Regions from separate parts of the Homo sapiens genome. Here region 1 is linked to region 2. Evidence: chromatin loops called from intact Hi-C (ENCODE). Cell type or tissue: GM12878. All regions are shown on one strand. Each heading gives the region's core, and the rest is flanking DNA. Links, peaks and the distances in the headings are about the cores only.

The links. Peaks named below come from ENCODE experiments on the same cell type or tissue, not always from the same donor. Only the 100,000 strongest peaks of a DNase experiment are listed, where the experiment ranks them.
Region 1: a loop joins it to region 2, with 1.9 times the contacts of the local background. A loop is called at or near these places in 5 of 110 quality-filtered maps.

What each region holds. Positions count from the first base shown.
Region 1 is chr9:15,275,708-15,280,104 of GRCh38, reverse strand. All of the region lies in intron 1 of TTC39B (tetratricopeptide repeat domain 39B), which reads left to right. Among named protein-coding and RNA genes, the nearest start is that of TTC39B, 29 kb to the left of the region's middle. In GM12878, for the core only: a CTCF peak has its summit at 2,111 (motif pointing left); no DNase peak of the experiment used is centred there.
Region 2 is chr9:15,531,387-15,535,783 of GRCh38, reverse strand. No RefSeq gene overlaps it. Among named protein-coding and RNA genes, the nearest start is that of CCDC171, 19 kb to the left of the region's middle. RefSeq lists enhancers at 2,126-2,665, 2,666-3,206. In GM12878, for the core only: a CTCF peak has its summit at 2,341 (motif pointing right); DNase peaks (open chromatin) are centred at 2,374 and 4,183; H3K27ac peaks cover 780 bases.

The DNA.
Region 1 (4,397 bases), core at 152-4,151, 260 kb after region 2:
CCAACATGGCAAAACCCTGTCTCTACTAAAAATACAAAAAAATTAGCCGGGTTTGGTGGCATGTACTTGTAGTCCCAGCTACTTGGGAGGCTGAGGCAGGAGAATCGCTTGAACCCGGGGGGTGGAGGTTGCACTGAGCCAAGATCATGCCACTGCACCCCAGCCTGGGTGACAGAGTGAGACTCCGTCTCAAAAAAAAAAAAAAAAAAAAAGAAAAGAAAAAAAGTACTTTATTTACAAAAAAAGAAAAGGCAGCAGGTGGAATTTGGCCCTGTTTGTAGTTTCCTGACACCAATAGTAATAGACTGATCTATTTGGGGACATCAGGACATGTCAGCCACAGAGAAGGTGACTTAGGATTCTTAGTGCCAAGCATTGTGTGTGGTCCACTTCCTAACCTTTCCCAGGCTGCAGCACACAGTGCCACTCACGAGTACCTTTAGGAGATTCAAGGCACAACAATAATAGTGATAATAACTCATCTTTCTACTGGATGCATTGTTCTAAGTGCTTTTCACATCTGACATTAATCTATGGACAGCTGAGTGACATGGGAAATTGAGGTCCTAAGGAAAATAGCTTGCTCAAGGTCACAGAGCCAGTGGGTGGTGAAACTGGGATTTGAACCCAGATAGAGTGGTTCTAAGCTTGTGAGCTCAAGTCCCTTTACCTTCTCTCTCCCCCATTATAGGATTTCTCAGTTTGAGATCATCTTTGAAGCCTTACTCTTTGGGAACTGCCTCTTCCGAACACTCATATTGAGTGGATAAGGTTCTGTGTTCTCTTTTTGAGACATTTATTTTGGAGCAGAGCTACAAGTAAAGGACTGCTAACTCTGCCAATTTTCTGTTACAGCTGGATAGTTCAAGGGTGGAGCAAGATCATGCAGGAGGTTTCTTTTTGCTCATCCCTGGTCTACACCAGAGACTTTCAACTGCAGAAGCACTTTAATAACAGTAGAGATGATTTATTAAGTGTCTGTTTTGTTGATACTGTGCTAAGTGCATTAAATATATAATATTGGTTAAAATCTCACAATGCTGTAAATTAAGTGGTATTATTCCCATTGCACAGATGGAAAAGTTGAGGCTCAGTTATGGATAAGTTATTTAAATCTCTGAGCCTTAGTTTCCTCATGTGGACATTATGATAGTCCTATCTGTTAGGGTCACTATGAAGATTAAATGAGTTAACACATGTTAAGGATTCTGAGCAATGTTTGGCACTCAATAGTGTTACCTGTTATTGTTGCTGTTATTATTAGAACATAGTAGTAATTGTAGAGGTGAAATGCTCACTTTTTATGAGTATTTGTGAATTAGAAATAAGCACGTGAGTATTCAACATAGTGCCTAGGTGTTAATAGATGGAACTTATGATTATTTATAGGAAGAAACTGTGTAAAGTTCTGTTCCTTTTAATTTAAAAATACCTCCACTGGTGATGGTTTTAAAATTAAACATTAAAATATTAAAAGTCAGTCTCTTGGTTTTGTTTGTTTTTGTTTGTTTTGGGTAAAATTGCTCCCTGCAAAAACAGCCCCAGATATTCCTGTTTACTGTAAATTAGGTAGATTGGATAGAGTTGGCACTAGAGGATAGATATGCTTGACATAGTAAATGATTTACAAGGTGGATTGTACAGCCATAAAAGCAGTAACTTAGAAATATGCACAGGAGAGTAAAATAATTTGCTCATTTATGTTAAATTTCAGTGATAACCTAATTGTAAAAAAGTTTTATTTTACATATGCACTCTATTATATACCATATATCACTATGCATATTTTTTGTATATACTTATTTCTCTGTGGGGTTATGTCCAGAACTGTGAGTATTCTATGATAATGGCAACTTAAAGTATTTGTTCAATGTTAAGATTGACTATATACACGATTTTTCTTTTAAGTACTGACCTTAGGACTTAACCCCTGCCTTAAGCTGCAGCTCAACTCTATAATGAAATGCAGAAAAGGAACATTTTTCCCACCTCCATAAATTAAATAACCGATAATTAATTAACCTTTTCATTTCTTTTTTAGCTCTCTAATCTATGTGTTAGTAGAAACTAAAGCAATGCTATACAATTCAAATTTTTTTTGTGACAGTGACATCTGGTGGTTCCTTTTTAATTCTCGTGATTTCTCTGTGCTTGGCTGGTTGTTGGAAATTCCGAAGAATCATTGTGTGAACTGCTTCGCTTGGCATTTAACACTAGCTAGCTATTGAGAATCAAGTTAGTCCCATTGACGTGGCTTGAACTTTGAAAACCTCAGTGCTCCATTTGGACGCAGCCCTTCTCTGAAGGGAACACCAGCCTTCCTTGGATGAATGAACATTTTAGAATTTGTGATGGGCGAACACTGTCTTGGGAAGGATTTCTCTTTAATTCAGAGAACTTAGGATTTTGAATAAGGGATGGTATCTGTGCCAGCCTCTCTGCTTTACTCATGAGGAGGCTGGAGCCCTGAGAAATAGAGTGTGTTGGCCAAGGTCTCACTGTGTCTTCCAATGTCTCACTGTGTTGGGCAATGTCTCACTGTGTTGGCCAAGGTCTCACCATGTTGGCCAAGGTCACCTGCTTCTTGGTGAGCAGAGGTTCCATAACTTATGGGTTTTGTGCTACCAGGGAGCAGTGTGGCATTGGGCTCTGTGCTCATAAATTACGTTGTTGTTGTTTTTAGACGGAGTTTCTTGTTGCTCGGGCTGGAGTGCAATGGGGCTATCTTGGCTCACTGCAACCGCTGCCTCCCGGGTTCAAGCAATTCTCCTGCCTCAGCCTCCCAAGTAGCTGGGATTACAGGCATGCGCCACCACGCCCAACTAATTTTGTATTTTTAGTAGATGCGGGATTTCTCCATGTTGGTCAGGCTGGTCTTGAACTCCCGACCTCAGGTGATCCACCCGCCTCTGCCTCCCAAAGTGCTGGGATTTCAGGCATGAGCCACTGCGCCCAGCCCATAAATTATGTTTTTTATGCTGGGCAACCCACTAGTAAGAAAGGTCTGGGAGTGAAAGGCTAGAGGGTAAAGGCTAGAGGGCAAAGGGAGTTAACATTTTTCACTACCTATTTGCTGTAAATATCCCACACCCGGCTTTTCTCTCATCCAAAAGAGGCTCAGCATCTTTGACATGAAAAAGAGTTGTTGAGGAAGTATAGTTAGGGATCCCAGCCCCATCTCCTGAGTCTACTGGTTGGTCCCATATCTGAGAATTTAATATCCTGTGAAGTTGTATTTATTGAGCCTGTTTTAAGTCGGACCTGTTCTGTGAGTTATCTCACATCCTTACAATCCCAGTGGGCGGCTGGAATCTTTATTGTACACAACAGGAAGTAGAGGATTGAAAGGCTGGACTCACCTAGGGTCAGAGGTGGAGCCAGGATTCAGTCCCAGACAGGTCTAACCTCCAAGCCTAAATTTATGCTTTCCGCTCTACTACACAGGCTGTGTAATTAAAATCACTTGTGTATTTATTTATAGTGCGTAGTACTTAGGGAGTAGAGGCAGATTTGCTTCCTAGACACTTGAGCACATGACATGGACTTTGTATTGTGACTATGTGGACACATCCAGGAGTATTTTGTGCTTGTGAGAGAAGGGAGGGCTCATGTCATCAAGTCATGACTACCTTGATGGGCACTGGCTCCATGCCAGGCACTTTCCCCTCTGATCTCCTTTGGTCCTCCCAACAGCTTCCTAGGGTGGGTGCTATGGGCATCTCTAATTTACAGAAGATAACTCCAGAGTGGAAGGGGGAAAGGATTTTCTATAGGGATACTAAGGAAGAAAAAGGAGGAGAGAATGGGTGAACAGCAGGCCTGAAGCACACTCGTGTTGTATCTGGCCCTCCCATGCTGAAGTTGATAAACCACATGGTGAGCCAGGCAGGTGCAATTAACCCACTCCTTTCTTCAAGTTCATTATAACCCTGCTGCCAAATCCAAAGGACTTTTATAGGCTAAGTAAGATGTCCTACTAATAACCTCTTAAATTTCTTAAATTTTTCCACATAGTGACAGTTGAAATCAAGGCACAGGGCCCTTTATACTAGCAAACTACCTGCTCCCAGAGGGGACTTTGGTTAGTCAGTCATGGTTCCATGGTATTTATATATCAGCATTTGTTTCTTACAAATGTGACATTGAAAATGCTCCTGTATTCCTGAGGTCTTTTTAAATTTTTTCAAAAAAAGATCTTAAAGGCATTGTGTGTAGATCACTTTTAGGCTGCTTTATTACTAGCACTTTGTAAACACTGTGAGTGAAGATGGACTATGTTTCCGTTTCTCCTCTGCTCCTTTAATCCATAATAGTGAGCTCTGTGGGCATTATTGTTCTCTCAACTGTAGACAACATGACTGTAGTAAACTCTTTTCTACCTTGGGGCCTTACCTTAT
Region 2 (4,397 bases), core at 330-4,329:
AAATAAGGTATGCCTAACTGTTTTTTAAGGGTATCTTTGCAGTGTATAAAGATGTTTATTTAATAACATAATATATACTTTGTTTTATTTAATATGCTGATAAAGTTAAATTTTTTTAAGTTAAATTTTTTTGTAAGTTAAATATGTTTTAAAGCTACAATTTAAAGCCTTAGTTTAATCACTTGCTGGCATATTTACATATTTGTGTACGTCTCAATGCATATCTATAGAGTTATATAAAAATAAATTCAAAAGAATTATTTAAAATTTTAGCTGGGCACGGTGGCTCACGCCTGTAATCCCAGCACTTTGGGAGGCCAAAGCAGGCGGATCACCAGGTCAGGAGATCGAGACCATCCTGGCTAACACGGTGAAACCCCGTCTCTACTAAAAATACAAAAAATTAGCCAGGCATGGTGGCAGGCGCCTGTAGTCCCAGCTACTCGGGAGGCTGAGGCAGGAGAATGGTGTGAACCTGGGAGGCGGAGCTTGCAGTGAGCCGAGATTGCATCACTGCACTCCAGCCTGGGCGACAGAGCGAGACTCCGTCTCAAAAAAATAAAAACATAATAAATAAATAAATAAATAAATAAAATAAATAAAAATTTAAAAGACAAAAGACAAATTTGAAGGCTTACATATCTTTTACTGTAAATTTTAATATGGATTGAAAACAAAAAGTAAAATTAAGATCTGCATTTTCTTCCCGTAACATCCTAGTTATTCATGCTCAGATAAACAGAAATTCTTTTTTATTCCCAAAATATTCTGTTAACTCTCTAGACTTCTTACATATGATGGAATCATTTTGGCAAGAAATTTTTTAAAGTTAAATTACTAGTAATCAAGGGCCGGGAGCGGTGGCTTATGCCTGTAACCCCAGCACTTTGGGAGGCCGAGGTGGGCAGATCACGAAGTCAGGGGTTCGAGACTAGCCTGACCAACGTGGTGAAACCCCGTCTCTACTAAAAAAATACAAAAATTAGCTGGGCATGGTGCCATGCGCCTGTAATCCCAGCTATTCAGGAGGCTGAGGCAGGAGAATCACTTGAACCCAGTTGGTGGAGGTTTCAGTGAGCCGAGATCATGCCACTGCACTCCAGCCTGGGTGACAGAGTGAGACTCTGTCTCAAAAAAAAAAAAAATAAAATAAAATAAAAATAAAAATTACTAGTAATAGCTATTATTTATCGTTGTGTTTCCTATTTGTTACAACCATGTATAGCCTTTGAATAAAATGGCTTATGCGTATGTCTTATGTCCCCTGACAACTCTTCTTGATTATGTGTGTTCCAAATTCAGTTCTCTAATTCAGAATAATCAGACTGTAAAATTTTCTTTTCTTTTTTTTTTATTTAAGATTTTATTGTTTTCTTTTCTTTTGAAACAGGGTCTTGCTCTGTCACCCAGGCTGGAGTGCAGTGGTGTGATCTCAGCTCACTGCAACCTCTGCCTCCTGGGCTCAAGCAATCATCCTGCCTCAGCCTCCCGAGTAGCTGGGACCACAGGCGTGCACCACCATGTCTGCTAATTTTTGTATTTTTTAGGAGACATGGGGTTTCACTATGTTGCCAAGGCTGGTTTCGAACTCCTGAGCTCAAGCGATCCACCCTCCTCGGCCTCCCAAAGTGCTGGGACTACAGATGTAGTTAGCCACCATGCCTGGCCTGTAAAGTTCTCTTATAAATCAAAACTTTCTTTGAATTTACTGGAATAGCCACCAGTTCGGCCAAAAAGTCAGTTTCTCAATTTATAAAAGAAAAATAGTAGAAATAATTAGGCATGTGTGACATTCTCTAAATTTTAATTATGTGTGGCCAGGCCCGGTGGCTCACGCCTGAAATCCCAACATTTTGGGAGGTTGAGGCGAGAGGATCACCTATGGTCAGGAGTTTGACACCAACCTGGCCAACATGGTGAAACCCTGTCTCTACTAAAAATACAAAAATTAGTTGGGCATGGTGGGGCGAGCCTGTAGTCCCAGCTACTCAGGAGGCTGAGGCAGAGGAGAATCGCGTGAACTCGGGAGGCGGAGGTTGCAGTGAGCCGAGATCACGCCATTGCACTCCAGCCTGGGTGACAGAGCAAGAGTCCGTCTAAAAAAAAAAAAAAAATTGGAATCAATTTGGAAACAAAATTTGGAATAAAATAAAATTTGGAATAAAAAAATTATTAATATTGTTTCATGATTGTGAATGCTTATGTGCTAGTTACCAATTTAATATCATCGCTCCATTGCAAATCTACACTATTTTGCCCTGATTCATGATCAGTCCTGAACCCTACAATCGTTTTTTTGCCAACAGATAAAATGTTATGGTTCATCGACAGAGGGCGCTAGAGTGACACTGCATGGCCACAGCTACGGAAAGACACTTTTCGGTTGGACTCCAGCCCTCTTATAATCTTCAATACACGAGCCTAACAAAGTAGCTCTAGCTGTGCCCTCAGTCTGTATAGTCCCTCTTCTTAAGGCGACCTTAGACCAGGTCCAGCTACCTATATCCTCTGGCAACAGCTGACCCTTCCTGCAGACTGGCCCAGCCTGCCTATCCCCACCAGCAGTGGTGAATCACTTTTATAGGCCCCTCTAGCAAGTATCTTCACCATTGCCAGGCTGTGTGGCTGTGTTTGTAGTAAACACGTCTTTCTGGCCGGGGCGCGGTGGCTCACGCCTGTAATCCCAGCACTCTGGGAGGCCGAAGCGGGCGGATCATCTGAGGTCACGAGTTCGAGACAAGCCTAGCCAACATTGTGAAACCCCGTCTCTACTAAAAATACAAAAATGAGCCGGGCGTGGTGGCGCAATCCCAGCTACTCAGGAGGCTGGGGCAGGAGAATCGCTTGAATCTGGGAGGCGGAGGCGGTAGTGAGCCGAGATCGCGCCACCGCCCTCCAGCCTGGGCAACAAGAGCGAGACTCAGTCTGAAAAAATAAATAAATAAATAAACATGTCTTCTTTGAAGAGGTCTGAATCTCAGCCCTGGGGTGGTGGTTGCTGAGAGGAGCCCTTTCTCCTCTTTATCGTTCATTCTTCCTCAGCCTAGAGGGATGCGCTGTTTTTCCGCACTTGCTGCTTCTGGATTCTTTAGAGTCCTTGTTTACTCCTTTTTGAATTCACTCACCTCCTGCTAGTTAATAATTCTTTATATTAAACTTTCCCTGTTCAAAAAACTGATGTGGTTTCTGTTTCCTGTCTGGTCCCTGATTGACATATCTTAGAAATATAGTTTTTTCATGTACAAAGATTGGTACAATAATTGTCTCCAAAAAGATTTTGTATCAGGTTATTAAGTTCCAATGTCTTTGTCGATCAGGGACCACTGTAATATACCTTGTGGCACAAATTAAAAAGCCCTGGAGTCTCCTTCTGTCATTTCCATTTGGTTCTTTCTAAATACCCACTATTTCTTTGCTGAGAATTTCTATATTTTTATTTGTTTCAAGAGAATTTGTAATTGCTTGTTGAATTTTTTATTTTATGTGTTTTTTTTATGGTTGCTCTCAAAAAAAAATAATAATAAAAATAAAAGTCATAAACTTGCTATGGAAAAAAGAGAAGGAGATTTAGCCAAACAATGTGTAATAGACATTTGTTGGTTGATGCTGTAGCTTCTGTTATTTTCTTCCTAGCAGCCCTCATTGGAGTTTGGGAATCCATTTGGCTCTATGGAACTAATATCAATCAATAAACTAAATTATTTACTTATTCAGCTGTACAGGTGTATTTTCAAATAAATATGATTTTAAAAGAATGATGGCTGTGGTCATGATAAGAAATATGGCCTTTCATATTTATAATGTGTCCTCCATTCATCTTGGTTATAACAGGAAATGGTAATGTAATTTCTTTATGCTCCTATTCCCAGGATCATCATTGACTATATGCTTATATATTAATTTTCTGTTACCCCTCAAGAAATCATTCAACTGTCTTCTATTTTGATGATGTTCTGATATTTTTCATCTTGTGGAAGAGACCTCAGAGAAAAATAGCCCTTGAGCCTTGATGAAAAGAACCTATATAAGTTGCTATAAACATCTAACACTACAACAAAACTCTAGGGTGTTGATGCTTACAACCATTTCTCTCAAGTAAAGAAATTTACTCATCCTTAAGTTACAAGAAAGCCCAATGGGCCAGAAACCACAAGATCATGAGGAGACAGTTTCCACCCAAGACTTTCAGATCAAGATGACTGCATGAAGTAGACAGCTTCCATCAGAGACTCATGAAATAAGACCTAGATGACTGGAGTCAGATCGTCAGGCTTGCATCAGCAGGCTTTTGTTTGTTATTGTTCAAGCTATTTTCTTTCTTTCTAGTTTCCTTGAAGTTTTGGATTATTAACTTTGATACCTATAAGGTCCTTATCCTTAATAATGTGTTTTGTCTC